Linked DNA regions of Homo sapiens: region 2 is linked to region 1. Evidence: chromatin loops called from intact Hi-C (ENCODE). Cell type or tissue: heart left ventricle. All regions are shown on one strand. Each heading gives the region's core, and the rest is flanking DNA. Links, peaks and the distances in the headings are about the cores only.

Region 1 (15,749 bases), core at 3,845-11,844:
TTGTCTTAGGGAGTAGAAAAGTGACCTTATTAGATAAACAAAATGGACATTCCAGAAAGTATTGTGTGCCTATTAGAGATTTGTAGTAGTGACTTTAAGATTATTTTCCCTAGCATTATTCAAAACACAAGTGGGTATTCAGGTTCAACCAGGGTTTTGTTAGGATAGTACACTGGAAGGAGAGAGCATCCTGGGAATGATAGTAATGATGGACCATAGCATCTAAGGTTGGAAAAGAGGTAAGTGGACCAGGTACAGTGGCTCACGCCTGTAATCCCAGCACTTTGAGAGGTTGAGGTGGGCAGATCGCCTGAGGTCAGGAGTTCAAGACCAGCCTGGCCAACATGGTGAAACCCCATCTCTACTAAAAATACAAAAAAATTAGCCGAGCATGGTGGCGCGTACCTGTAATCCCAGGTGCTCGGGGAATTGCTGGAACCTGGGAGGCAGAGGTTGCAGTGACCCAAGATCGGGCCACTGCACTCCAGCCTGGGTGACAGAACGAGACTCTGTCTCAAAAAAAAAAAAAGAGGTAAATGAAGACAGGAGTTGTGTGTATGTCAGCAATAGATAGATGGTGGTCTAGTTGGAAAAGTGTAGCAGTGGAGCAAGTGGTTAATAGAATAAATAAGCTCAAAGAAATAGAAGGTGGTGATCAGAAATGGGATGTTTGAAACTGAGATTATGGAAGTGATAATGACAGGACCCACAGTGTTGTTATGGGAATGGCTGGCTGAGACTGTAAAAGAAACAGTCTTGAAATTCAGGTGGTTAGGAAATTGAAACACTGGGGTGTGTGATGGATCAACCACGTGGGTGTTGTCCTCACTAAAAATGATGACAGAGTGGGGGTGATAAGGAAGACTCTGGTCTAGAATCCAGGATCTAATCCTGTCAAAGAAAGAAGGGGAGTAACCGAAAGATAAAATGGTAGCATTGAGGGGGTAGAGCGGCTGGTATAGCTGGCCAGTATGAGTTTCAGAACTTTAGCAGGAAGCTCTATAGGAAGGAAGAAAAAAGATTTGAAGTTGCAATGGGAAACATGAAGGATAATTCACCTTCTAACCCTTGTGTATGTGAGATGCTGGGTAGGGTGTGTGGGCGGGGTGGGGAGGTTGCAGTGACTGGCCTCTATTTGAGAAGGTTGCAGAGGAAGCAATGTTCTTAGGAGATATTTAAGGCAAGGGGAGAAAGGAGTGTTCAGAGAAGCTATTAAAGATACAGAGTAATTTATTGATTAGGAATATTAGAAAACACAAGACGAACATTTGGAAGGGAAGGTGGGGTGGAGTGCTGAGACCAGATTTAGGCACATACCAGAGTGGGGAAAACTGATGACTATGGAGGAGCTACATACTTAAAAGAAAGATAGAATCAAATATATGAAGTATCCACCCAGAATGGCCAAGAGGGTCTCAGGACACTTTTCTTAGTGATAAGGCATCTCAGGAGCTTTCCTTTTCTGAACATTAAAATTGTGGAGGCTTTCAGTTGAGAGGAGGAGTAAAGCAAGCCTCTGAGGTCCAAACCTATATTCAAGTTATAATTATGAACTTACAGTTCAGGTAGACCTTTTTAATAACTGTACTGTAGAAACAGCTGAGCTCAGAAACAGAGAAGGCATTGGCAACTGGGGACTATCTAATGATGCATGATAACTGCTTGATAAGTGAAAAATCACTGTTTTTTTCCCCCTTCACCAGAAGTTCTTTACCTGGTCTAGGTTTTCTGGAGAGAAAATTAATAACTTTCATTAAATTCTCAAAGTAATCCTTGAGCCCCAAAAGATTACCAGTCACTGATCTACATGATCCATTGAACATTGGGTGAATTTCTCTTTTTCTGAATTAATTGAAATTTATACTGGATTTCCCAAGCTTTTTATCACCACTTGAACAAAAACTTTAATCTTTAGTTACATAATTGAGTTATCTGTAAACTCTTGTTATAGTATAATGAAAAATACTATACAGAGGAACCTTAGTAATTTTCCACAATTACTAAGAGAGAATTTGCAATGTATTGCACTTCATAAATCAGTGAACAAATAAACAGAGACATGGTAAACAGGCAAGGGTATGCTGTTCCTGCGAATACTCTTGATTGCATAATAAAAAAGTCGTTATGAACTATATGGGATGTGCATTACTGGTTTGAATAGTACTCTACAGAACAAACAAACACCTCATTAACAGACTTCATTGGAATTGGTGATAATTCTGACCTGCAGAATGGGTTTATCTTTGCATTAAAAAATGTGTTTGATATAGATATCAATCATGTAAATAAGGGAAGCAGATAGTTTATTCTAATGAAGTCCCTAGTCCAACAAACTATTTTCAAGCATTTGGACAACCACACTTAGAGTATTTGAATAATGCCAATGAATATGTTAATGAATTATTTATTAAAGAACTAAGAATGTTTTTCTTTTTTTTCGTATTTATTCACTCGTGAACAACTTCAAAGAACTGCAACTCTGCTTCACTCTCCAGAGTCAGCGATGTGACTGCAGGCCTGCATACTCTGAGCCTCAGACATACCCTCCCGCCAGTCAACATCAATTTCTTACATTTAATCCAATACTAGGTTTTTCTTTCCTCTCCAATCCATAGATATCAAAATAGACAGGAATTCTAGTCTCAGAGACTATTTGAACACAGATACTTAGGCTTGTGAGTTATTGAAACTAGTAATTTTCTTTGGTTTGTGATAATTTCAGGTGACTTGAAATAATCAAATGATGGTTGAAAAAACTGAAGTTTTAAGATAAGGATTCATTTTTCTATTCTTAGAACAATGGAAAATAAATAAACTTATATAATATCATAAGTAAAAATAAAATCTGAAATACAAGTATGAAACTACCTCTGTAACATGAGCTAGATTGTAAATCCCGTGACAGTAGGGGTCATATTTGTCTATATCCTGAACACCTAGCACAGGGCCTGGCTTATTGTGGGCACTCGGCAAATATTTTCTATAGTGGATGACTAAAATAGAATAAATAATTGACCTATTTTTGATGAATAGAAAATATTAGTAGTTTGGGGAAACATGGTTATAAGTCTTTTTTTTGTAACTCAAAGTACGTAGTTAAGGACATATTTAAATTAACTTAGTGTATAGAATTAGAGGGCTTTCTGACTGGTGTGTATATTCTTTTTTAAGAAACTTTTGTGGGTACATAGTAATTGCATATATTTATGGGGGACACGAGATGTTTTGATACAGGCATGCAATGTGAAGCACATCATGGAGAATGGGGTATCCATTGCCTCAAGTATTTATCCTTTGAATTACAAACAATCCAGTTTTAAAATATGAAAGTTATTAAAGTATACAATTAAGTTATTATTGACTGTAGTCACTGTGTTGTGCTATCAAATAGTAGGTCTTATTCATTCTTTCTAGCTATTTTTTTGGTACCCAGAAACCATCCCCACCTTCCTTACCCCCACCCTCCCACTAACCTTCCTGGCCTCTGGTAACCATCCTTCTACTCTCTATGTCCATAAGTTCAATTGTTTTGATTTTTAGATCCCACAAATAAATGTGACATGCAATATTTGTCTTTCTGTTGGTGTGCATTTTCTGATCCAATTGTAGATGATCAGCAACTAGCATAACAATCCTTTAGTCACTTACATATGGTTGCAGAAATACCAAATAGTGAAGTAAATCATGGTGCACCAACTGGATTTTATATCCAAAAATCTTATGAAAAATAGAAATAATCTATTACAAGTTTATTTCAAGGAAGAATAAGGGAGAAATGCGTTTAGGCTTTAGTTGTTAGGAATAAAAACCTTAAATACATTTTTCTTCTTATTTGCATTAATTGCATCTGCAACTTGGAGCCATAGGCAATTGCTTAAAGACAACATTTTCTTATATAATATTGGCAGAATTTACAATTTGTTGTATTTCTCAGTGTTGGTAGAGTCCATATTCCCGTGACTTCTTTTCCTTGTTTGTGTGGATTTCATTAACAGAAATGTTTTTGGAAAATTTCCACAGTAAGCATTTAATACTAAATGAAAAAAATTAAAAAGTGATAAAGAAAAATGATCTTGTGGTTCATTTTTATACTTGAATGTTCTGGTTCATTCATTTAGCAAATATTTATTGAGCATGTACTCTGTGCTGGGTACTGTCCCAGAACTGTGGATACAGACAGACACAGTGAAGACCAAGCTCCTGCTTTTGCAGCATTCACATCCTAGAGTAGAAGAGTCAGCCCTGATGGAGAGTGCTTACTTGGTGCCAGGCATACTTCTAGTACATCACACACATATATTATTAAAATTCAACTTTTACTTTAGATACATGTGCAGGTTTGTTACATGGGTATATTGCCTCCAGGCAGTGACTGTAGTACCCAATAGATAGTTTTTCAACACACACCTCCCTCCACACCTCCCCAACTCTAGGAGTCTACAGTGTCTGTTGTTCCCATGTTTATGTCCATGTGTACTCATTGTTTAGCTCTCATTTATAAGTGAGAACATGAGGTATTTGGTTTTCTCTTTTTGCATTAATTTGCTCACAATTATGGCCTTCAGCTCCATCCATGTTGCTGTGAAGGACATGATTTCATTCTTTTTTATGGCTGTGTATTATTTCATGGTGTATATGTACCAAATTTTCTTTACCCAATCCACTATTGATGGGTACCTAGGTTGAGTCCATGTTTTTACTATTGTAAATAGCATGGCAATGAAAATATGAGCACATGTGTCTTTTTTGGCATATTGAACTATTTTGGGTGGAATGGTGGCTCTGTATTAAATTCTTTGAGAAATCTTCAAACTGATTTCCACAGTGGCTGAACTAATTTGCATTTCCACCAACAGTGTATAAGCATTCCCTTTTCTCTGCAGCTTCACCAGCATCTGTTGTTTTTTTTTTTTTACGTTTTAATAATAGCCATTCTGACTGGTGATATGACCCATATTAATTCATTTCATTTTCACACTCTGTAAGTGCTATTTTTACCCATCCCAATCTTACAGATAAGGAATCTGAAGCTCAGAGAGGCTAAGGTACTTGCCCAAAGTCACACAATAAACAAGAGTTGATGGGTTCAAACCTAGGTAAATACAGTTCCAGAGTTGTCTCTATGATGTGTTTATGACCATGAGAGAAAGTGAAATAGGAACAAGGTTTGATGATGGAACTCCAAATGGGCAACTATTTTATTGATGAGCAAAACTTTTAGAGTAATTTAGTGTCCATTGTCAATCAAAGCTCTTTTCACATGTATTGCTTAAATAATTGAGTGACTCTCACTAGATTTCAAGTAAAAGTTTTGATGCCAGTAGATAAGGTTCTCAGGCTAAATTTTCTCTTTATACTCCACTATGACAATTCTCACTGTCATGATTACATTTTTTAAAATGAGCATGATAATATAGTTTGCCTATATATTTTTCTTTCACAGTTTAATTCTAAGGATTCAAATTTACTCTTTGCTCCCAATAAAGAGTACATTGAAGGATATAATGCCATCTTAGACATTCCTGAGAAGATGCTTACTTGGTGCCAGGCATACTTCTAGTACATCATACACATATATTTTTAAAATTCAAGTTTTACTCTAGATACATGTGCAGGTATGTTACATGGGTATTTTGCATCCAGGCAGTGAGCATAGTAACCAATGGGTAGTTTTTCAACCCACACCTCTCTCCATACCTCCCCCCTCCACTAGTCCACAGTATCTGTGGTTCCCGTGTTTATGTCCATGTGTGCTCAATGTCATTCCTGAGAAGTAATGTCTAAGGGACATTATATAATGTAAGAAGAATTATAGTACATTATACATTACAATTTTTCTTATATTATGTAATTATGTATTTTATATATAATGTAAATATATAATGTAAGAAGAATTATATAATGGGAGAAAAAGTTTTCAGATATATTTTCAAAGGAGTTATATTAAATCCATTTACCATAATACAAAGTTTAAAATCTGATTATGTGCTTATTTTTCACACTCTGACCTGAATCTGAAATTGTGTATTCATATAATCTATAAAGATATGTAGTTTCAAAACTATAAATAACGTACTAGCATTACGACTACAGAAATGAAGAAGGGTGGTGTTGAACTATTTGGTTGATGTCTAGGTAGCCGGTTTGAGCAGATTAAGAGAGAAGAGAAGATTGAGACTATTTCGAAAAAGCAGATTGAAGCCTCCAAAGACTTCAGTAGAGGTGTGTGAAAGACAGTAAAACAAGGTGCTGAAGAATATATGTTACATTAGCAAGACGTTGAGCTAATGTCACTAGGATGAGAGGAGTAATCATCGTCTTAGATAGGCTTTTCCAGGTCTGAAATTTCAGAGCAGTCCCTGAGGAACAAAAGGTTGCTGAAGCAAGAAGCCCGATGCCCCATTTACAACCTCACTCATCAACAGAACTGAAGCCCTGGCTAGCCTCTTTCCCTCTTCTGTAATATAAGCGGTTGGGGACTGAGCAGCTGGCAAACTGGACAGGAGAGCTTGAAATGACTTGCTTGAGCCCAGACCAAGCTGTCGTTTTCTGTTAGTGTTTGGAATATTATTTGATGTCCTTAGGATTTTACATTATTTAGCCTTCAATAGATTTTCAAATGGATGACCTTTAAAGTGCCAGTCGTCTGCCTTGCTATTCCATGATTGGGCATATTTATGAGTAAAAACGAAACTTTAAATCTCCTACTTTCACTGCCAGTAAAAGCAGCAGAAATGACAGCAATAAAAAGTCTTGGCTTCCATTACTGAATCAACGACCAATCCTTTCATATCCAAGGAAGCTCATGTGACAATAAGCAGTGTTCTGTAGCACCATTATCACTAAAGGCCAGCCAGCAATTTCATTATAAAACCTTCTGAGGCAGCTTGTAATTTGGCTGTTTTAATTAAACCTCACCAGGCCAGATTGCCAGGGGGAAATTACTGGGAATTTTCCACTGAACTGTCACTCTAAAACAATGTTCTATTATGGATTTGATGTCAGAAATCATAACAATATTTAATGCCAGATAATTGGCATAACAATGATCTTGAGTGACAGCTTGAGTGCTTGGGAAGTTAAATTAAAAGTGATATGCTTATTTATGGCTTGAGCTGTCACGTCAACACAGGCACCTTTCACTTTCTCAGCCCTGCTACATCTTGGGGACAGCCGGCTGCAATTGGCAGTTAACTGTGTATATTAGCAGGAGGCTGGGTTTGATTCCATTTCTTCTCTTTTTCATTCTAAATGAGAATAACGAGAATAAAAGTAATGGTAAATTTACCAACACACACTAGAGCCATAAAAAACTAAATGTCTGAAAGAATGTTTTCTTGGTTTATCTTTAATAAAAAATTTACTGATTTTTTTCAGGGAGTTCAGGATATAGCAGCTAATAATGGCAATGGCTACCATTTATTGAGTGTTTACTCTGTGCAGGGTACTACACTAAAGTTCCATCATTCCCTCATTTAAAACTTAGAGCCACTCTATAGAGGAAGATGATAGCACCATTTCAGAGATGGGGAAACTTGCCAAAGTCCCCCAGCCAGCCAGTGGTGGATTTGTGATTTATCTCAGGTCGGCTTGACTCTGCAGCCCGTGTTATAGACTATAACATAATGCTTTCTGCTACAAAGTACTCCCTTCTATACCAAAAAACAAATTATTTTTCCAAGAGTCTACATTGGGATGAAGTTTTAAGAATATTGCCTTTTACCAAAAGGAAAAGTATTTATTCTACAGCCACATTAAAAAATTTTAGATATAAATATAAAACATTCAATTCACCTGATTTTAGCTTAAGAACAGTCATAAAACTTAATGTAATTTTATAAAAGTTAGGCCGGGCGCAGTGGCTCACGCCTGTAATCCCAGCACTTTGGGAGGTCGAGGTGGGTGGATCACAAGGTCAGGAGTTCGAGACCAGCTTGGCCAATATGGTGAAACCCCATCTCTACTAAAAATACAAAAAAATAAGCTGGGCGTGGTGGCACATGCCTGTAATCCCAGCTACTCGGGAGGCTGAGGCAGGAGAATTGCTTGAATCTGGGAGGCAGAGGTTGCAGTGAGCTGAGATTGCGCCACTGCACTCCAGCCTGGGTAACAGAGCGAGACTCTGTCTCAAAAAAAAAAAAAAAAATTATAAAAGTTAATATTTATTATTTATATTTCACATCTATATTATGGCTGGGTAGGAGGGAGAGAAGTGAAGTGAGGGAGAGAGGAAATAGAAGAAATGAAAAGAAAAGACTGTAATGTTGAGGGGAAAGAAAGATCGATGAGAAAGAGGAACGGGGATTGACAGGAATGAAGAAGGATTTCTATAAATAATGGGGAGAGGCCCTAGGAAGGCTCTTCCACCATCTTCGACCATTGCCTCTGGTGACCTTAGCCTATGTTTCCCTCTAAATCAAGGTCTTTCTTTTAATATGATCAATTTCTCCTCTCTACTGGCTTCCTTCTCTTTGCCTTCAAACATACACAGTTCCTCCCTCACATGAAAAAAACCTTCCCTTGATCTTAAGCCCTTTCTATCATTGGTTGAATTAGTACTGACTGGATAGACAAGGTCTGAGAGCCCATTTGCCAGGCATTAGCTGTTAGGTCCCAGGGATGTAAAGGAGCACAAAACAGGGATTTTTCCTTTTCACAAGCAAACTTTCTGAATGATTGGAAATTAATCATGAGCAGGTAGATGTCTAAGGTCATATTTAAAAATAATTGAATCAATTAAGGGCAGAAATCGGCTGGGCATGATGGCTCACACTTGTAATCCCAGCACTTTGGGAGGCTGTGGTGGGAGGATCTCTTCAGCCCAGGAGTTTGAAACCAGCCTGGGCAAAAAAAAAAAAAAAAAAAAAAAAAAAAAAAAATATATATATATATATATATATATATATATATATTTATATATAATATATATATTAGATGGGTATTGTGGCATGGGTCTGTAGTCCCAGTTACTCTGGAGGCTGAGGCGGGAGGATTACTTGAACCCAGGAGGTTAAGGCTTCAATGAGCTGTGATTGTGCCACTGCACTCCACAGAGACCATGTCTCAAAAAAAAAAAAAAAAAAAGAAAGAAAAAAAAGAGTAGAAATCTGCCAAATCAGTTGTTTAAAATGCCATATAGATCAGGGGTCCCCAACCCATGGCTCCAGACTGGTACTGGTCCGTGGCCTGTTAGGAACCGGGCCACACAGCAGGAGTTGAGCAATGGGTGAGCAAGCATTACTGCCTGAACTCCACCTTCTGTCAGATCAGTGGCGGCATTAGATTCTTGATTCTCACAGAAGCGTGAGCCCTATTGTGAAGTGCGCATGTGAAGGATCTAGGTTGCGCGCTCCTTATGAGAATCTAACTCATATCTGATGATCTGAAATGGAACAGTTTCATCCCCAAACCTTCGCCCACCCCCTCCCCCAATACAAACTGGGGCCATAAAAAATGAAATACCTGAAAGAATATTTCAAGGATTTTTGTCTTCCATGAAACTGGTCCCTAATGCTAAAAAGGTTGGGGACTGCTGATATAGATCAAACATGATGACTGTTTTCCTTCTTTCAACCACTTATTTTTCCATTCTGTAGGCTATGATTACCATCTTCATTTTATTTCTGTCCACTCATTAGGATAGTTTGGGACACGCCTTCCTCCACTGCTAAGCCTACACCCTTGAATGTTACCAATTACTTCCTTATTGACAAATGTTTCTTTTACCCTCACACTTTCCCTTCTTTCTATTGTACTATACATATTGAATGATCTCCTACATCTCCTTTTCCCACCTTCAAATTATTTCTTTCTAGAACTATAGTTCAAAGTATCATTCTAGTTCAGAAAAGCTTTATTTCAAACTGAATGAATTTGGTCAGGAAAGCTTTATGTTGAATTGGAAAAGCTTCCTAAATTTGAGGCAAGCTACTCTATAGGAAATTGAGGTTCTTTTGATGCTGTTATATCTGCAGGTCATATATTTCATTATTTTACATCTGAAATATATCTTCCAATGATGATAGTTTCTCTCCTAAAAGGAGATAGGATCTTTATTGTGTGTGATTTATTTGGGGGTAATTTTTTTGTTTGATACACATATATCAGAAGGAGACCTGGATTTTCTCATTTAATCACTGAATATTTCACTTTTTGATATTCACTGATTCAAGCCCTTTGGCTCTCTGGGTATGAGGGAAGAAACCCACTGTGTCAGAAGTAATATAAATTGCATTCTAACTTTTTCAGTTCCACCTTCTCTTACCTTAAAGGGAAGACCACCAAACTCTCTGAATTTTTTTTTTTTTTTTTGAGATGGAGTTCTCGCTCTGTTGCCCAGGCTGGAGTGCAGTGGCGTGATCTCGGCTCACTGCAAGCTCTACCTCCTGGGTTCACCCCATTCTCCTGCCTCAGTCTCCTGAGTAGCTGGGACTACAGGTGTCCGCCACAACACGCAGCTAATTTTTTTGTATTTTTAGTAGAGACGGGGTTTCACCGTCTTAGCCAGAATGGTCTTGATCTCCTGACCTCATGATCTGCCTGCCTCAGCCTCCCAAAGTGCTGGGATTACAGGTGTGAGCCACCGCGCCCGGCCCAAACTCCCTGAATTTTAACACAGAAATCTTTCTTCTGGGCCCTCAACAACATCCTTACCATATAAAGGCACAAACTGCTCAGATATTTTGTATTTGTATTTTCACATATTTCTCAACTCTATTTTGTGTACACTCATCATGGAGTTACTTATTTTGGGAATTGAGTATCCTATGAAATTCATTATCAAGTTTATTATAGAAATATTTTATCTTTGCTGGTTTTTTTTAGAATTACAAAAGTTAAAAAATTTTTTTCCATATGTTTTGCTTACACAATAAGGATATTTGTGTTATGTCTACATAAAAAAGAAACGAGTTGTTAAAAAGAGGGAAAATAGTCATTATGGTGGTTGATTTATCTATATGCCACTAAACAATTGGTTTGGCAGACTTCTCTTAATTGATTCAATTATCATTATAAAATATGGTCTTAATATCTACTTGATAATTAATTTCCGACTCAAAACCCCACCTTCCCTGCCTTTAGAAATCTGCTAATAGAAATGAAGTTTCAAAAATAAGTATCAGTGAAATTGAAGAATCTGGAGTCCAGATGAAGGAAATAGAGCCAGTTCATGTAATGAAGTTCTAATTCATTCAGCTTTAAGACTATACAAAATTTGGGTTCCTCAATTCTTTTTTTTTTTTTTTTTTTTTTTTGAGACACAGTTTCACTCTCGTTGCCCAGGTTGGGGTGCAGTGGTGTGATCTCAGCTCACTGCAACCTCCACCTCCCGTGTTCAAGTGATTCTCCTGCCTCAGCCTCCCAAGTAGCTGGGATTACAGGCATGCACCAACATACCTGGCTAATTTTGTATTTTTAGTAGAGATGGGGTTTCACCATGTTGGCCATGCTGGTCTTGAACTCCTGACCTCAGATGATCCATCTGCCTTGGCCTCCCAAGTGCTGGCATTACAGGCATAAGCCACCATGCCCACCCTTGAATTCTTAAGAATATGATTTAGACTTGGATCTGGTAGTAAATACCCATATTTACATTTATCATCTATAATTATTATTCCATTAGAGCAGGCGAGATCTGCATTTTAATCATGATGGATAAAGAATGAGAAGTGAGATAACATCTGAATACATTTAGTGAACTGTAGTTTCTATCTAACTTTTAGTAACAATTGTTATTGTCTTAACTACCTCTGAAAGTCAGGCTAACTCTCCAATGCTAATGTAAGAAGCATGCAGTCTGTGGCAGGCTGTATCAGTTAGGATCCAGACAGGAAATAAATGGCCCACTTAAACCGAGTAACAGAAAGAGTTCAATGAAAGGACCATTTACAAAGATGTAGGCAGGGTAGGCAAGGTCAAAAGGAACTTGTAAGGAATGATAAAGCTAGCAACGGAAGGGAGTCATTACCTCCTAGATCTGAGGCCGCAAGAGAAGGAAGTAGAACTGATATATACATATATGAGAGATGGAAGACACACACACACACAGGCAGAGAGAGAGAGAGGCTATAGCAGAATTGATCTGATGGGGGTTGTGGCCTTTGGTAGAAGAAAAGAGCCAAACAATAGCCAGAGAAAAAGATACCCTAGTCTCGCCTCCTCTTCTTCACTTGGATCTACTAGTGCCTCCCATTGGCTGAACTCAGCTGTAAGCCAGAGGGCAGCACTGCTCATGATGCAATTAATCAACAAACCAGTCCCTAGGCACAGAGCAGAGAAGAGCAGGGTGGAGAATAAATTTGTTCTGGAAGAGCAAGTGAAATACATCCAGTGTCCAGGCTAAGACTGATATCTATATCATCCCTCAATTCACCAGGGGTTAATTAACTTTTATTGGTCCAGATATTGACATCACTCCTTCCCTTGAATGCCACCTGTTACTTCCTTATTGACAAATCAAATACTTCTGTCACTTTCAAACTTTCCTTTCTTTTTATTGTATATCTTGGATGATCTCTTCCATTTCTTTTTCCCACACCAAATTATTAATTTCTAGAACTATAGCTCAGACCTTCAGTCCAGAAAAGCTCCACCTTGAACTGGATGAGCTTGGCTTGTTAAATTTGGAGTAAGCCACCTAACAGGAAGTTGAGGTTCTATCTGATGCTGCCCCACAAAAGAATATGTAAAACTTACAAGAGATTGTTGCCCTGGGTGAACATTGAACCATGACTTCTAAAGTCTATAAATATTGTGAGTTGGAAGCCTGACAATATTGGCAACATGCCAAGGTACATAGTAGCTATCTTTATGGATCACTAGCTGCTGTACCAGTCTCACCTGAAAGTGATCAGATAAATGCGTTCTTTCATGTTATATGGGAAAAGAGAGAAAACAAAGAGTCATATATTTTTCTGAATTTACACAGGAACTGCTGTATCAAGCTGTTAGAAAATCTTGATGTCCTTAAAACACACCTTGTCACAGTATCCAGCCTTATTATTTTTGTCTTGATATGGTCAGAGCCCTTTGAATAACAGCCCTGAGAAAGTTTACCAACACACTTTACCACAGTGAGATTACCTTTAAGGGGACATAATTTGGCCCCTGCTTTCCTCTCTGATTTCATCTTTTACTATTCTCCCCAACACCTTTGTGCACATTTGCACACACAGACATACACACCCACAGACAGATACACTCCTCTCCACCATACTAAGCTTCTTTCTTAACTCTAGGTTCTGCACGAGCTGTTTCCACTGCCAGAAACACTTCCTCCTCCTAGTATTTTTCTCAACCTGCCACTTATTATATTGTATCACATTTGCTTATTAATGACTCTAGGTTTTGAATGCCATGAGAGCGGGGGCTATTTTTACTTCTTTGTCATTGAATCCTCAGGACTTTGTCTGGTGCCTGGCACATAATAGCTTCTCGTTAACTGTTGAATTCATTAGTGAATGAAGGAAATAGCAACAGGAAAAGTTTTATTCACCAGTGTTTATCCTAAGGTTAGCTCTGCTTAGGATGATCTCATTTGTGACTGGATGAGAAAACTGGCAAGTGTCTGAATAATTCACAAATGCAAGTTCAGCTCCTGAATAAGCAGTACAATAAGCAATGTGTTGTACTGAGAGAGCACCTAACTGGCTAGGCAATTGTGAGGAAACTGGTTGCTACTAGAGCTTCTCATATCAGATGCCCATCAGAATCCCTTCAAGTTACTAGTCCTAACTACTGAAACCAGACCTTCTGAATCCCAGGCCTTCTGCGTCAGCACCCTCCGTGGGGGATGGGTTCTGAGTCTGTGTTTTGTTATCTGCCCCCTCCATCCCCTAGGTGGTGGTTTTTGTGCATACGGGACTTGTGATCTTGCCATGGGAGTGAGTCATCAACAACCTTAAGTTTGTAAATTATATTTGCAAGTATTCAGTTTTATTTTTTAATTTTTTATGACTTGTAGGCTTTTCCCTAGGGAGATGTTTAATTTTCTTTCACTGTTTTGTGTTGCAGGGTCTTATTCACTTGATTAATTTTTAATTGGAGAATCACGCTATTTCCAGACTATGAGTAGAGAGAGCTTTGTACTGCTTTCCCAGTGGAATTCTCATTAATATACTTTCTCTGTGGTCCCCATGGACTACCAATTTCCTCATCCTCCAATCATATTTGTTCTGTTGAGAGGGAGGCAGAAATCTGGATAAAGGTAAGCCCAGCCAAGCAATGTTGAGATGTGCTAGGCGGCAGTGGTAAAACCAAATTTGCATGCCCGTAGGTATGAATTCACTCTCAGGTTTCCATGGAATCATCCAGTGTAGTTCTGTCCCTTTGTTTTTACAATCACTTGCTTTTATTGCAAAATCGTGTGCTATAAAAATAAGCATTTAACTTCATCAGAGACCTACGTTAAAACTTCCTAATATGCATTTCAATCTAGAAAATGATTGTTAGTCATTTTAGTTAGACGGTTCTGCTGATTCTTCTATTTTGGCTTGTTATTAAAGCTGAGTGAGTCATTTTCCTATACAGATCATCATAACCCAATAAATGATCATCGGGATGGTCAACAGAGCTCTTCTGATTGTCACCTGGTGGCCTCACTGTTTCTCTTTGTGAGTCAGATTTTGAATCTTTGTACAAAACTGCATGAAAATATTAGAGACAAAAGAAACATGGCACATTGGAATAGTGTATAAGTTATCTATTGCTGTGCAACAATTTACCACAAAGTTAGTGGCTTGAACAACATTAATTTATTAAGTAACAGTTCTGTAGGTCAGAAATTTGGCATGGCTTGACCGAGTTCACTGTTTAGGGTCTCAAAAGGTGGAAATAAAGGTGTTGGACTTGCGGGGCTCATTCAGGTTGTTGATAGACTTTAATTACTTGCCGTTGTGGGACTGAGGCCACCGTTTCCTTGCTGGCTGTTGGCAGGGAGTCTCTCTTAGCTTTTAGAGGTTGCTCTTTGTTCCTTGCATGTGACCCTTCTGTCTTCAAAGTCAACAATTGTGCATCAAATTATTTTCAGGCTTCAAGTCTCTCTGATTTCATCCTCTCTACCAGCCAGAGAAAATGTTGCTTTTAAAGGGCTCATGTGATTCTCTGTAGCTTAGGGTCAACCAATTTGGAACTTCATATCTTCAAAATCTCTTTATAGCAGAACCTGGATAGTATTTGATTGAATAACCAGAGGACAGGAATCTTGGACGTCTATCTTAGAATTCTGCCTAAAACGAAGACATTATTTAAAACGAGAAGATAATTATTATAATTTGTGAATATATATCCTTATAGTATATTATTCCATTTTAATCATCTGATCATATGGCTTCTATCTTTGGGAAAAATATGCATTGTGGCAACATAGAATATCATTTGTGTATTATACATAGGCCAGAAATGAGAGACAACTATGTATGACCTTTTACTGAATTTAAAGATACACTTTCTCTTGAGTTTGGAACAAAATAGCTAGTTTCTGCAGATAGGGCCTTTTCAGGTCATCTACATACTTATTCCAATACTGAAATTTAGTAGAATTTTCCTAGTAGTTACCTGCTATGCCTGAGGGACCATATTTTCCTAAATCTGTTGCCCAGTGTCAAGAATTCATTTACAGACTGTGACTGCAGTTACAAAACCCCCTTCTTGGTTGGTTTATGTTATGTTTAAAAGCACAAATCTTTAGTAAAAAGAAGTCCTTTTCTGACCAATTCTGCAGGCCAACTACAATGTATTTTATTGAAGTA
Region 2 (15,749 bases), core at 3,504-11,503, 430 kb after region 1:
AGATGAACATACAGAAGCACAGAGATTTCCTGACTCTCCCAAGGATTGGTATACTGAATGCAAGAATTAGAATCAGTACGTTAGGTTTCGGTGGTATATTTTTGTTTCAAATTTTAGTCCAGTTTTAAACACCAGACAACATTCTTTTTTATAATATAAGATTTCTAGCAGCTTTGTTTTGGAAGAAATTTCTAGAGATTTAAATTTATTAATTCCTACATGGGTGAGTCCATCCTCATGTGTAGGGGCTGCAGGCAGTTGCTCCTGGTATGATCCAAGTTTCACCATGAAATTTCCATCAATATTCAGTTTCTCTCTAAGTGGCTTGCTAGAGTACTAGCCTTCTTTCTAGGTTTTGCTTGATATTCTTATGCTAATTGAGTCAATATTGCAGTATGGTGATGTCGGTAGGCTCTGGAATCAAGCTGCCAGGGTTCAAATCTCAGCTCTGCTACTTATTCACTTCATGACCTTGAGCAACACTTAATCCTTCTAAACCTGCATATTCCATTTGTAAAATGGAGGCTCACAGGAGCTAGGCCTGAATTGAAGGGCAGGTCAGCAAACTGGGATAAAGCCATTCTGCAGCCAGGTCAATCTGTAAAGTTTAAAAGAGGAAGAACCCCTTCTGGAGCACAACAAGAGTTTTGTTTGGCTCTGAAAGTGACAGGGGAACTGTTCAATTATAGACCAAGTTAGAATCAGCTAAAGTTTAGACATTTGTTTGAAATGTTGAGTTTCAAACTGTTTTTCCATTTTGGGGGCTGCTCTGAACTCAGGACCCTCTGGCTTTTTGTAAGGACCATCCATTTGTTTAGGTGGTTAATTTCTCAAATAGGCCTTGGTCCTGACCTAACTGAACAGGATAGGTTAGGTCAGGACCAAGGCCTGTTTGAGAGGTTGGGCCAGGTGTCCTTGTAGCTCACTGGAGTTAAGCGTCCAGCTACTGGAAGTGAGTAATCCAGCCAGTACTTAACCACTGGAAAGAAAAGGAAGTTGTCCTAGCTAGGGGGTGGAGGATACATGTCACACTTTAATAAACAGGCAGAGGCAAACCGTAGCTTTAAGAAAGGACTGAATTTGTAATGTGAGTGGTGGAATGTCAGGGAATAAGGGAATTGGGGGAAACTTTCTGTTTATTTTTATGTTGAAGAGAAAAGCTAGGACTTTAATTTAGTCTATAAATTATAACAGGGTGCTAATTTTATTTCCTAATTAACAGCATCTAGGTTAGACTTTGCATATAATTGTGCTAATTCTTAGGATGCACAAAAAATAAATGAAAGGCTTTTTGAGGGGTTAATTTTTCTAACAAAATTATAGAATAGCACAACAGGGCATCCTTCACTTCTTGCTTGACTTTTGTGGCATGCTTATAAAGAAGGTTATCTTTGCAAAATATTCAAGGTCTTCTTCAAACCCTCTTTTGAAGGATTTACTTTGTCATCAAATCTTTATTTTTCAATGGTTTGAAATGGTTTGAGTTGTTTTCCAATTTCACTTTTATAGACTTCATCAAAGTCTGCATCTTTTGCAAGATTTTCAGTTTCACTGATAATTATAACATGCCATAATTTTTGTAAGAAAATGGCAAAGATATGAAAATGATGCATAGGATAAGAGCTAATGCGAAGCAGGAAGGAATTTTTGAGTATAAACTATATCACATGTGGTCAGTTCCTTAACACAGATTTTTATATCATAATACATCTGCCTGCCTATGAAACCTTATAAGTTTAAGGACTTGAATAATAACAAGAAAGACCTGTCTTGATAACAAGAAAGACCTGTCTAATTTTACTGTCAATTGAGACTGGGAAAGAGTCTTACAGCTTTGCGCTTTCTAATGTGTTATTGACAATAGAAACACCCATGATAGTTTGATATTTGCCCCAACCTAGTAGCCCCTTCTCCTAGAATTGGGATTTAGAATCTTGATTATCATTTTCTCAAACCAAATGTTTCTAAAAGTAAAAGAAGGCCTACACTTATAGAGTAGTGCTCTAAGTTACCATTATTTGGTGCATATCACAGAGCTTGGTATGTCTTTATGGAGTGAGGAAACCCCAAGTAGATGAATCCTTAAAATGGCAAATATGTACAGTGATTGCCCTAGTGTGGTGGACAACAGATTTCTTCCTCTGGTGTAGTGAGACTGGAAAACTTGTGAGGCAGGCTTCACTTGGGCTCATAAAGATTTATCTTTATTTGTTGCTCAATCTCAGGGAAATCAGAAGGAACCTGCATGCAGGTGTACTTCAGTGGCTGATATGGAGGCCAGATGTTGGGTGTCTGAGCAAAAGTCCTGATTTTAGTTGACCTCCTTCTGGATTCATTAGCGGATCAAACCATATCTGAACAGATGTACTCATTAGTCCTGCAGTAGGTCCACTGGGAAGCTTCTTTCTAATTTTGGCTTTGAGTCCATTGGATGAATGGATTTTTCTAGAGTCTATCCTCTCCTATGGACATTTGAACAATAGTTTTAGCTTATCATCAAAATCTTTATAGTGAGCTCCCCTAATGCATACAGTAGGAAGTCCTAGCTACAGCAATTAGGCAAGAAAAATAAATAAAAGGCATCCAAATTGGAAAGGAAGAAGTTCAATTTTTCCTGTTTGCAGGTGACATTACCTTATATGTGGAAAACTCTAAAGTCTCCACCAAAAAACTGTCAGAACTAATAAATATTCTAACAGAATATTTTCATATTGTAAAGGTGCAGGATGAAAAACAACATACAAAAATCAGTAGCATGTACTAACAATGAACTGTGTACTAACAATGAACTGTCCAAAAAAGGAAACCAATAAAACAATTCCAATTACAATAGCTACAAAAATAAATAAATACATAGGAATACATTTAACTAAGGACATGAAAGATCTGTACTCTAAGAACTATAAAACATTAATAAAAGAAATAAAAAAAGACACAAATAAATGGAAAGATACCATGTTTCATTAATTTATTGGAAAATTAATATTGTTAAAATGTCCATACTACCCCCAAAAATCTACAGATTCAATGCAACCTCTATCAAAATTCCAATAACATTGTCCACTGAAACAGAAAAAACAATCCTAAAGTTCACATGGAACTACAAAGACCCCAAATAGCCAAAGCAATCTTGAGCAAAATGAACAAAACTGGGGGTATCACAATGCCTGATTTCAAAATATACTACAAACAGCATGGTGCTGGCATAAAAACAGACATATAGGCCAATAAAACAAAGAGAGTCCAGAAATAAATCCACCCATGTATAGTCAATGGATTTTTGACAATGGTGCCAAGAACACACAATGGGAAAAAACAGTCTTTCAGTAAATGGTTTTGTAAAACAGGATACCTATATGCAGAAAAATAAAATTGGATGTTTATCTGACACCATATACAAAAGTCAACTCATAATGGATTAAAGACTTAAACATAAAGCCTGAAACTGTAAAAACTACTAGAAGAAAACTTAGGGAGAAAACTGCACAACATTGGTCTGAGCAATGATTTTTTTGATATGACTCCAAAAGCACAGGCAACAAAAGCAAATATAGACAAATGGTATCGCATCAACCTGAAAGGCTTCTGTGCAGGAAAGGAAACAATCAACAGAGTGAAGAGACAACCTATGGAATGGGAGAAAAATTTGCCAGCCATACACCTGATAAAGGATGAATGCCCAAAATATACAAGGAACTCAAATAACTCAATAGCAAGAACATAAAACACCTGATTAAAAACTTGGCAAAGGACCTGAATAGACATTTCTTAAAAGAATATATGGGCCAGGTGCGGTGGTTCACGCCTGTAATCCCAGCACTTTGGGAGGCCAAGGCGGGCAGATCACAAGGTCAGGAGATCGAGACCATCCTGGTTAACACACTGAAACCCTGTCTCTACTGAAAAAAAAAAAAAAACATTAGCCAGGTGTGGTGGTGGGCGCCTGTAGTCCCAGCTACTCAGGAGGCTGAGGCAGGAGAATGGCGTGAACCTGGAAGGCAGAGCTTGCAGTGAGTGGAGATTGCACCACTGCACTCCAGCCTGGGTGACAGAGCGAGACTCCATCTCAAAAAACAAAACAAAACAAAACACAAAACAAAACAAAACAAAACAAGAATATATGCAAATGGCCAACAAGTAAATGAAAAAATGTTCAACATCACTATCAATAAGGAAATGCAAATAAAATCCACAAAGAAATATTACCTTATGTACCTGTCAGAATGGCTATGATAAAAAATATGAAAGATAAATGTGGAGAAAAGGGAGCTCTTGTACGCTGTTGGTAGGAATGTAAATTAGTACAGCCAATATGGAAAACAGTATGGTGGTTCCTCAAAAAGTTAAAAATAGAACTACCATATGATCCAGCAATTTCACTTCTGAGTATATATCCAAAGAAAATCAAGTCAGTATGCTGAAGCAATATCTGCACTCCTATGTTCATTGCAGCATTATTCACAATAGCCAAAATATGGAATCAACCTAAATGTCCATCAGCAGATAAAGTGTTATATATATATTCTTTCTAATTTTGGCTTTATATAGATACACAATAGAATACTGTGATAAAGAATACATTGAATAGAATGTGTAGAATAATGCTACAATGTATTCATAGACTATACAATGTATTCATAGAATACGTTGTAGCATTATTCACAATAGCCAAAATATGGAATCAACCTAAATGTCCATTGGCAAATAAAGTGTTATATATATTCTTTCTAATTTTGTCCCTTTATATACATAGATACACATTAGAATACTATTCAGCCTTTAAAAAGAAGAAAATCCTGCCATTTTTGACAACGTAGATGAGCCTGGAGGACATTATGTTAAGTAAATAAGTCAGGCATAGAATTACAAATACTGTGTGATCTCACTTTTGTGTGAAGTAAAAAATGTTGAGCACACAGAAGCAGAGTAGAATGATAGTTGCCAATGTCTGTGGGGAGTGGTGGTGTGGGAATGGGGAGATATTGGCCAAAGTTAGACAGGATGAGTAAGTGCTGGAGATCTATTGTTAAGCATGATGACTATAGTCAATAATAATGTATAATTGAAAATTGCTGAGGGAATAGATAAGTTCTCACCAAAAAATGATAAGTATGCGAGGTGACGCATATGTTAATTAGCTTTATTTAGCCATTCCACAAGGTATACATAGTTCAGAACATCATGTTGTATACCATAAATATATACAATTTTATTTATCAGTTAAAAAAAGGAAAACAGAAAAAAATAAAAAATGTACTGGGAAAAAAATTTATAGCACTCCTAAACATACAGTAGGATGCCCAAAGTGCATCTTGAGCACAGTTTTTCAGTCTCAGCAGCATAATTGACATTTTGGACCAGATAAATCTTGTTGTGAGAGGCTGTTCTGTGCAATATAGGATGCTTGGCAGCAACCCTGGTCTCTACCCACTAGACGACTGTAGCATGTTTCGTTTTGATAATCAAAAATACCTGCACACATTGCTAAATGCCCCTTGAGGGGTAAAATTGCTTCTGGTTGAGACCCAGTCTAGACAAAGGTTGGGAAATTTGTTGGCTGTATCTTCAAAATATGTTCAGAATTCAACCACTCCCACCACTTCCATTTTCTCTCTTTGTCAAGCCACCATCATCTCTTGCCTGGATTATTGCAGTAGTTTCCTAATCAGACTCCTGGTATCTACTCCATTTTCTACTCTTACCTTTTCAGTGTTTTCTCCACACAGCATCCAGAGTGATTCTTTCAGAACATGCCAGTTTATGTCACTTATCTCCTCACAACTCTCCAAAGACTCTCTCTTTCTCTGAGGGTAAAATTAGTAGGTGAATTCAGGACAATGGCATGCCAGGAACTATGTGACGCATCACAACCACCAGCTGAACCAGGGATTTGTGAAGGAGCCAGAGGCATGTGGGCAGCCAATGGCCCCTGAGAAGGCTCAAAACTTTCTGGATGTTCTTTCTGAAGTCGTCTTCAGAGCCAGTTTAGTCAGGCAGGACTACTACTCTGATTCCCTATAATCAGATACTTTTTCTTCCAAATAGTCCTCTAGTTGGATCATTAATCAATTCACCAGACTACTGATGACAATTATCTCTATCCAAAAATTAAAGTCTACACTTAAAAAATTAGGATTTGCTGCCACTGGGTTCATTTGAAACAAAGCAGCAGGTTCTAAATGCAAACCTTTAAGAGGAATCCCTGAAAGTGTTTTTAATTGATGGCAAGATCAATGGACTAAAGTAGAAATTCTTAAGGCAGTTATGTTGAAGAAGATAATGTTCACTTAGATTTTTATGTTTTGGGTATTAATTAATATGAGCTTTATTATAATATTTGAAATTACTTCCTAGAGTAATTTAGTAACTTGATATTTTATAATAATAACATTTTGAAACATTTCAAGAATATGCCCTAGATATATGGAAAATAAGTCACAAATTCAACAATAAGATAGATAAGAGATGGAGAACCACAATTACAGAAGAACCAGGAGGTATTCTCCCCCAAGATCAACATGAAATAAGATCTCATGAAAACAGCAAAATAAAGGACAGTTAAAGGTGGCAGAGTTACCGAAAACCTCACTTTGATACACAAAAAGTGTCAGCAATCTGTTAGAGCACAGAAATAGTGATTGCCCCTTTCACTACAACATGGAAAGATTCCACTTGGCTTTGCTAGTTGCTTTCTGTCTCTCCATATGGGAAAAATATAACTAACTGGATAATTTTCAACCAGCAAAAAAAGGTGGAGCATAAATTCTAAAAATAAGTATGATATAAAAATGCTGAAATGCTAAAAATGTTCGATAAGTTATAAATGGGAAAACAGATAAGAAAAGACATAGTAAAAGATTTTTACAGCTATGTGAAATAGGGCAAAATTAAGCAAAAACAAACTTGAAAGTGGAATACCAGAGAACATTTTTATGGTAATGACAAATGGTAATGTTCTATTGTATAACAAGAGCCCCCATTTCATAAGAGAATTTGAATGTAAACTGGGAATACTCAGCGATGTTCTCAAAACTAGAATTCTTTTCTAGTGAGAGAGATAATTCTGTTTTTTTTCCTTCCTGACATATTACAAACTAATTTTTCAGAGTTTTGTGAAATATTGTTAATTTTTTTCTTTTACTACTTGTTTTCTGGCCATCATGCTTCTCTAGGGAGAGAATTATGATAATCTGAGAGCATGCTGTTTTATACACCCTTAGCTTTAATCCCCTTTTAGATACTTTTTACTTTTTCTCCAGGCTTTTGACTTGGGATGACTTTTTTTTTTTTTTTTTTTTTGCTGCAGAATATAGTGCCATCTTTCATAGACAGTTGCAAAAGTAAACCTCCTCTAATAACATTCTAAAAATGTGATTATTAAATAAAAAGATGCAATTTAATAAAAGCCATGGTTCATAAAGCCATTAGTTAAATAGATTCATTAATAAGAACACATTTTCCCACATGAGACACTCCGTAAGTGGTGGTTATGGTCTCCAGCTAGCCTGCCAACTTTATTTAATTTACAATGCATTTGAAACTGAATGTTCTATAAATCAGATACATTATGGGTTAATAGGGCCTTTGGGGAGACAGTGAGAGGAATAGTCAGGGAATCTGACACCCATTATAAATTATGTTTAAGGCAATTGATTTTCAAGTCAAGTCTTCGAATGCCAAGACCTCAACTATAACAAGTTCCAAGAAATTGAGAGATTGGGACAGAAAAAAAAAGGAAGAATAGGAGGTGAAATTTTCTTCCTTGAGGGCACAAGTAACTGGACACTCTCCCCAAACTCTCCTACCCAGCATGAAGGGGACTCTTCTCCCTTAGCACCAGAAAACTCACCAGGAGAGGATTCTCTCTTTCCTCTAAACTCTCCCTCAGAAATCACTGCTTAGTATTGTTAAGCAGCAATTATCTATGGGTTTCTGCACATCTTGCAAAGCAGGCACTGAGTACCCTTTGTTCTCCACCATCTTTTCAAGGATGTTTGCTAAGAGAAAATATCTGGAAGATAGAGATGTTGTCTCTTTCAAGAGAAAGGATAGGGTTGCTTATGGCTTTGGGACATAGAGATAGTATCTCCCTCTGGAGCAATAGGCAGATACTCTTACTGCCTGTTACAAAAGATTTGGATCCCCTAAGCTCAGGGTTCCACTCTTGCAACACAACCCTATGGGAATTGGGGCTCTGGTGCAATTGCAAATGTTACTGTGGCTACTGTTATTGCTCTGAGTAATGAATGGTCCTTTGTTTCTGATTCAGGAGGCTCTTCTATCAGTATCCACGGAAGTGTGTCAGGCGAACTTTTTAACCTGCAAGTGAGCTTACTGCTTTTTAATAAAAGCAGCACATTTTAATTATGATTCTGATGTATGTGTAGATCAGAATCTATAAAAATTACTAAATACATTACTTATTTCTTTATAGATAAAACTGCTCATTAATATACTAAATAATTTAGCATAAGTAATGATGTTCTTTGAAAAGGAAGTAATAATTGGTAAAAGAGGTTGGAGATTAGCTGTGGATGTCAATTTTGTGGTATTTAAAATTGCTTTTCACAGCATGGTAATGGTACAAAAACAGACACATAGACCAATGGGACAGAATAGAGAGCCCAGAAGTAAGGCCACATATCTACAACCATCTAATCTTTGACAAAGCTGACATAAACAAGCAATGGGTAAAAGACTCCCTGTTCAGTAAAAGGTGCGGGGAGAACTGGCCAGCCAGATGCAGTAGATTGAAACTGGAACCCTTACTTATACCATACATAAAAATCAACTCAGGGTGGATTAAAGACTTAAATGTAAAAAAACTCTGGAAGATAGCTTAGGCAATTCCATTTTGGACATAGGAACAGGCATAGATTTCATGACAAAGACACAACAGGCAATCACAACAAAAGCACAAATTTACAAATAGGATCTAATTGAGCTGAAGAGCTTCTGTACAGCAAAAGAAACTATCAACAGAGTAAACAGACAGCGTACAGAATGAGAGAAAATTTTTGTGATCTATCCATCTGACAAAGGTCTAATATCCAGCATCTATAAGGAACTTAAACAAATTTACAAGAAAAAGCCAACAACCCTATTAAAATGTGGGCAAAGGACATGAACGGACGCTTTTCTAAAGAAGACATACATGCGGCCAACAAGCATATGAAAAAAAGCTCAGTATCACTGATCATTAGAGAAATGCAAATGAAAACCGTAATGAGATATCATTTCACACCAGTCAGAATGGCTATTGGTTTTTTTTTCCTGTTGTTTTTTTTTTTTTTTTTTTTTTTGAGACGGAGTCTCACTCTTTCACCCAGGCTGGAGTGCAGTGGCGCGATCTTGACTCACTGCAAGCTCTGCCTCCCGGATTCACACCATTCTCCTGCCTCAGCCTCCCGAGTAGCTGGGACTACAGGCACCCGCCACCACGCCCAGCTAATTTTTTGTATTTTTAGTAGAGGTGGGGTTTCACCGTGTTAGCCAGGATGGTCTTGATCTCCTGATCTCATGATCCACCCGCCTCAGCCTCCCAAAGTGCTGGGATTACAGGCATGAGCCACTGCGCTCAGCCCAGAATGGCTATTGTTAAAAAGTCAAAAAATAACAGATGCTGGAGAGGTTGTGGTGGAAAGGGAAAACTTATACACTATTGGTGGGAGTGTAAATTAGTTCAGCCATTGTGGAAAGCAGTGTGATGATTCCTCAAAGAGCTAAAAATAGTACTACCATTTGACCCAGCAATCCTATTACTGGGTGTATACTCAAGGAATAGAAATCAGTCTACCATAAAGACACGTGCATGCAAATGTTCATTGCAGCACCATTCACAATACTATTCACAATAGTAAAGACATGGAATCAACCTAAATGCCCATCAAAGGTGGACTGGATAAAGAAAATGTGGTACATATACACCATGGAATACTATGTGGCCATAAATAAGGAAATTATGTCTTTTGCAGGAACATGGATGGAGCTGGAGCCCATTATCCTCGGCAAACTAATGCAGGATCAGTAAACCAAATACCACATCTTCTCACTTATAAGTGGGAGCTAAATGATGAAAACACATGGACACATAGAGAACAACAGACACTGGGACCTACCTGAGGGTGCAAGGTGGTAGGGAGGAAAGGATCAGAAAAAATAACTATTGGGTACTAGGCTTAGCTCCTGGATGATGAAATAATCTGTATAGCAACCCCCCATGACATGAGTTTACCTATATTACAAACCTGCACATGTACCTCTGAACCTAAAATAAAAGTTGTTTTTTTAAAAAGAAACACAAGTAATCCCCTTTTTATCCAGGGTTTCATTTTCTGTGATTTCAACCACAGTCCAAAAATATTAAATGGAAAATTCCAGAAATAAGCAATTCATAACTTTAAAAAAATAAAAAATAAAAATGATTTTCATTATAATACTCAAAGTCTCATATGCACAATGCTACCATTTTAAGTGCTGTTTGTTGTTTTAATTTCCTAGTCTAAGTATTTGTAAGAAAAAAACAGTTTCTATGATTCCAAATTTGCTCAATGGCCCAAAGGATAAGCACAACTTGCCTCTCCTACCAACAGATATTTTGAATTTACTCTGTTGCTGGGGAGCATATTGGTCTGCATTTTCTGATGTTTGTGGCAGAGGATGGCTCAGTCCTGGTTAAGTGTGGTCAAAAGTAGAACTTAACACAACTTTAAGATTAAACACACAAAGACGACCCACGTTTTGTGGCTTTAAAACTCTTACGTGTAGCCTTACATGTAGATTCGGATTTTTTTTATGGTGGTGTGTTCTCAGTATATATTCATGTATTCACTCTTCTTACTTAATAGTTCGTATAGAGATTAAGAAATCTCTCTTAATTGTTAAAACAGATTTCTCTCAGGCTCTCCAGCTTCTGGTACAGACAAACTGTACAGGAAATGCAGCTGCTTCTCTTGTTTCTTAATGACTAATTATTGTATCCTAGTGCCTTGCACATACTGCTTAGAGTTGAATTCAAGTAGATTGTTGTTTTTTAAGAGTATCCTAGCAGTAAGATTAGGATTTTTCCATGGGTTATTTTACTCAATAAAACAGCACGGTAGCATGTGCCCTTTCTTTCTGTAAATATAGATGAAGAAATATCTTCTCAAACAAGCTATGCTTTACCCAACTGATAGCATTGAAAAATTAAAAGATTATAGTGAATAATATATGCGTATTAGGATCCTTAAAAGACTGGATAATTGGAGTTGTCAGTACAATAATCACCTCAGTTTTGAGTGTCATCTTTCAGGTAAATTAGACTCAGATTTGACACAGAGAAGTAATAGAAAAATAATTTGAAAAACCATTTAAAATGTTTGCTTTGCTCAAGCTTTCGAGTTCAAGTTTAGTTCTATAAATTAAATACCCACATCCATAGTTACTTAATTAGAGGATAAACCAATTCTCAAAACATTTAGTAATAATAGCAATAAATAGGTGTAATATATCTGCCAAGCAAGTGTCAAGTCTTATATTTTGCATTATCTCATTTAATAGTCACAGTTATTGTTACCACTATTTTACAGGTGAGGAAACTGAGACTTAGGGAAATTAAGTAACTTATTCGAATTTGCATAGTTAATAAGTGGTAGAATTTTAATTCGGTACTGTTAATCCTTACAGTTCAAAAATGATAGTATTTTTCAATAAAATGGAAATTTGTTTTTAATGAAAATGGAAATTTCCCTTGCTTGGCACTTGATGTTGTCTCAGAAACCCAATCTGAAGAAGAGATTTGCATTTCTTCTATTTCATCCAATTCACCCTCAACCTGGGAATATTCATAAAAAAGAGAACAAATTGTGTAGATATTGGGAACAGCTTGTTTGAAACCCATTAACTTTTACTTTTTAACTATCAAGATTTTAACCACTGTGGGTATTAGGTGAAATCTATCACTTAAGAAAATTGCAAATGCCTCCCTTGGGAGGAAATTAACTCAAATCTATGAAGCTAAGACTACAAACTCTGTGACTGGATGGTACACACTTTAGCAGCACTAGTCAATTAAACCTCATAATCCTATTGAAATAGAGCACTAGCTTTCCCAAGAGGCCACATCAGCTGACATCTATAACCTTCAACTTCAGATGCCCCTTGGAGTTTTTATTCTGGGTAGTCTGTCACTGGTTCCTGTTAGCTGTCTGAGGGGCTGGGAGTGGCAGCAGATTTCTAGATTTTCCAGGTTTGTGCAACCTAATGGGAGATAAAGCATCTGTTCTTGATCCTGCTCCTCACTTTCTTCCCAGCAGTTCTAAAGGTGGATAACCTTTCCATGCTGTGATCAATGTATTCAACTAATCAGACCTAAGGGTGGCCTTGCACATAGTCAATGAAAGTCATTGCTTATATGGTGTGATTTACAAGGCCCTCAGCTAAAGGATTCTGCTATACCTTGCCCCACACTCTTGCTCCCCATTCAATTTCCAGTAGTTCACATCCTGTAAACTTGGCATGTCTAGAAAATATCAAATTACTCTGTGGAAAAGGATTGAAAAAAATTGGGGGGCACAATCATCCTTTCTTGATGAAACTCAAACTTCGACACACTCTTTGTTTCTCTAGTGTTTATGATTTTTGTTACGTTGAGTTGGGTTCTAGAGGGGGATCTCTGACTTCCTTCTAGCCTGTGCTCCTGTCCTGTTCAAGGGAGCTCTCTACGAAGGGTCTTCAGTTCCTAATTCTCAGTCTTACTGCCAACCTACCTGACCAAGTTTCCCTCTTCTGATGCTGTGCAAGCTCCATCTGAACTACCATATTTGACCAAGCCATTGTTTTGCAACTGCAAACTTATTCACAACCAAGCTGCCCCAGCTTCCTAGAGGTAATCTTCAAAGTTCTCCAGGACTCTCCATATCAAGCCTGGCATTACCCTAGTCCTACCAGAAGCCAGCTCTGCGTGTGCATATACCCACCATTCTGTTATGGGGATTATATCTGTGAAGAACTGCCAAGGAAAATAGTAAAGTCATTACCTCAACTCACTCAAATGAGATAAAAACTGCACGTAAAACTCCAGATCACTCTAATTGCTGTAGTTTCCAACCTCTGTTTTTATCAGAGGAACTGTTTTATTAAAACAAAATTTTACCCAGAACCTCAGTGTTGATTCATGTATTCAATAGCTATTGAGCACTTATTTGTGCAAAGCACTGAATATATGCCTTAGTAAATAGAATTCACATCTGCCAACTAAATAGGTCCAGTTCAAGTCCAGGAGTCATCCCTGATTCCCTTTTTCCCCTTATTGCATATATCCAATCCATTGAAAAGTCTCATCAATTTCACCTTTAATCTGTATTTCGACTTTTCCCCACTTCTCTCTGGCTACAACCACCCTGATTCCAGTCATCATCATCTCTTATATCTATCAGGGCAAACCTCCGGCTGCCTCCACTCTTGCTCTCCTATAAACTATTCTACACATAAAAGGCAAAGTAATCTAATGCCTTAGCATGATCTACAAGGCTCTGTATGATCTGGCCCCTTTCTGTCATTGCCATTCAATGTCATCCCTGTCATTCACAAACCCCTGGACACAATGAATTTCTTTGTGACACCTTATGTTAAAACTTTTCCTAGTTTTGGTCCTTTGCACTTTCTATTTCCTCTTTTTGGAGTGTTCAGCCACCAGATCCTCTCACGATGGACTCCACCATATAATTCCTATCTCAATCCAATGAGAGAGGCCTTCCCTGACCAGCCAATTTTAATGAGCCCTTAAACCATTAGTCACTGTTTATCATATGTCCATGTTCTACATTCCTCAAAGTCTTGATTACCATTTGAAATAACATGTTATTATTTTTGTGTGTTATCTATGTCCCTCTCACTCTTCTAGACTGTAAATTCTCTCTTCACAACTGTGTCCATTATAATGGTACTTGGTACATAGTTAGACTTAATGGCTATTTGTTAAATAGACAGTGGGGAATAAAACAAAGTCTCTTCCTTCACAAAATTTTCCATTAAACAAAAAATTAAATAATAAATACAATCACATATACAAATTGTCATACATGTTATAAAAGAAAATAATAGATTGCTCTGTGGTCATGGGAGATGGCTCCAAGCAAGTGCACAAAAGAAGTGAACTTGACAGAATGAGCCATGAGGATATCTGAAGGAAGAGTGCTCCGATAGAGGGAAAAGGCAATCCCACAGCTTAAGGGGTTAGTAGTATGTCTGGCCTGTTTGAGGTGGGAGTGGAGTGAGCCAGATGGGAGAATAATAGGAGATGAGATCAGAAAGGGATACAGTAGCAGGACTGCTTCGCTGAGCAACAGTCCTAATAATTTAGGCATTAAAGCCCATATACCTCTGAAGGATGCAGTACACTTGGAGGGTATTTAGGCTCCATGGAACTTTGTGTGTGGGTGTGTGTGTGTTCCAGTTGGTTCCCTGGAGGTTGATATCGGACTGGGTGTTATCCGATTGTTCTTGTGTATCCAATCACACTATACATAAAAATCCCAGAAAAGGATTCAAAATTGCAAAGAGCAATCAGATATTAATCATACTGAACTTCCCAGAATTGACTATGTTTTACTCTAAACAATCACTTAATCATACTATTAGCATTTTGGCCTAAGGTCAAAATAAAGAGTTCAGTTTGATTCTGATGCTTAAGTCCAAATAATCTGATTGCTTTTGGCAACTTGTAGGTAGAATGTGCATATAGCAGAAATATAATTTAATTTTACTTTTCAGAAACACTTTTAACTTCCTTGGGGAATTATCCCACTTCAGAAGGCCAACAAACTTCTAATGGAAAGGTAAGAAAATAAACTTTTTTTTCGATATGTGAAATTCTCACATCACTCAAAACAGTGGACTGTACACAGAAGAGAAGTAAATTTAACAATTTATTGTTGTGTACAAACGTAGGAAAAAACCTCGGTATTTATCTTCAAGGACTTCATAGTTGAATTGACAGATAAGGCAAACACCCACACAAAAAGGAAATGTGTAGGAGCCATGTGTTAATGCAGAAATGACTCTTCCCATGATGCTCTGCCTGTCTTCCTTCTACTGTGATTCTCTAATCTCTGAGACTTAGCTCTCTTAGCCTCGATCCTTGGTGTGGAAACAATCATATTTATGCTGTAGGGGAATTTAAGGAGTACTTGGCTGGTAGTAGAGGGGTTCAAGGTCAGCCCATCTGTGTGGTTGGTCTAGTTTTGGCCCCTTATTCTGATAACTGTTATCTGCCTTTTGCTTTGGTACCAAGCTCTCCTTGTGTCCTGCTTATCTTTGGGCTGTCAGCCTTATATCTCATTTTCAGGTTTTCTAAAATTTAAAGCCCTCCCCAAAATTAGAGCTGGACATTTGCTGCCTGTGATAATCTGTTTGAGGCCACCTGCCTGTCTTCCCATCTGTTATCTGCCATCAGATTAGGCTGTGATAACAGCCCCATTCATAGACTGAGAGACGGTATTATTGTGATAGTAAAATATAGTTAACAGACATTTCTGAAGACAGGACTTGGGAAGGAGGAATATTTACCTATTAAATTTTTTTTACCATGTACACATGGTATTTTTAAAATAATTAAACCTTAAAAATGAAAACAGTGACAACTTAAAAAACTAAAAAAATATTTTTTCTAGTACAAAGGTATATCTGAATCCTACTTCAAACCACCTCACCCTCAAGATCTTCAAAGGAGCAATCAAAGATTGGTCAACAGAAGTAAAGCAGGCTGA

What was found. Hi-C counts contacts between places; a loop is a spot of excess contacts. Peaks named below come from ENCODE experiments on the same cell type or tissue, not always from the same donor. Only the 100,000 strongest peaks of a DNase experiment are listed, where the experiment ranks them.
Region 2: a loop joins it to region 1, with 4 times the contacts of the local background. A loop is called at or near these places in 2 of 110 quality-filtered maps.

The regions. Positions count from the first base shown.
Region 1 is chr7:112,560,117-112,575,865 of GRCh38, forward strand. No RefSeq gene overlaps it. Among named protein-coding and RNA genes, the nearest start is that of LINC03076, 50 kb to the right of the region's middle. In heart left ventricle, for the core only: no CTCF peak of the experiment used is centred there; no DNase peak of the experiment used is centred there; H3K4me3 peaks cover 450 bases; H3K27ac peaks cover 848 bases.
Region 2 is chr7:112,989,866-113,005,614 of GRCh38, forward strand. HRAT17 (heart tissue-associated transcript 17) reads right to left here and starts at 5,778. Exons shown (of 6, transcript NR_110162.1): 1 at 5,703-5,778. In heart left ventricle, for the core only: no CTCF peak of the experiment used is centred there; no DNase peak of the experiment used is centred there; H3K4me3 peaks cover 2,264 bases; H3K27ac peaks cover 3,008 bases.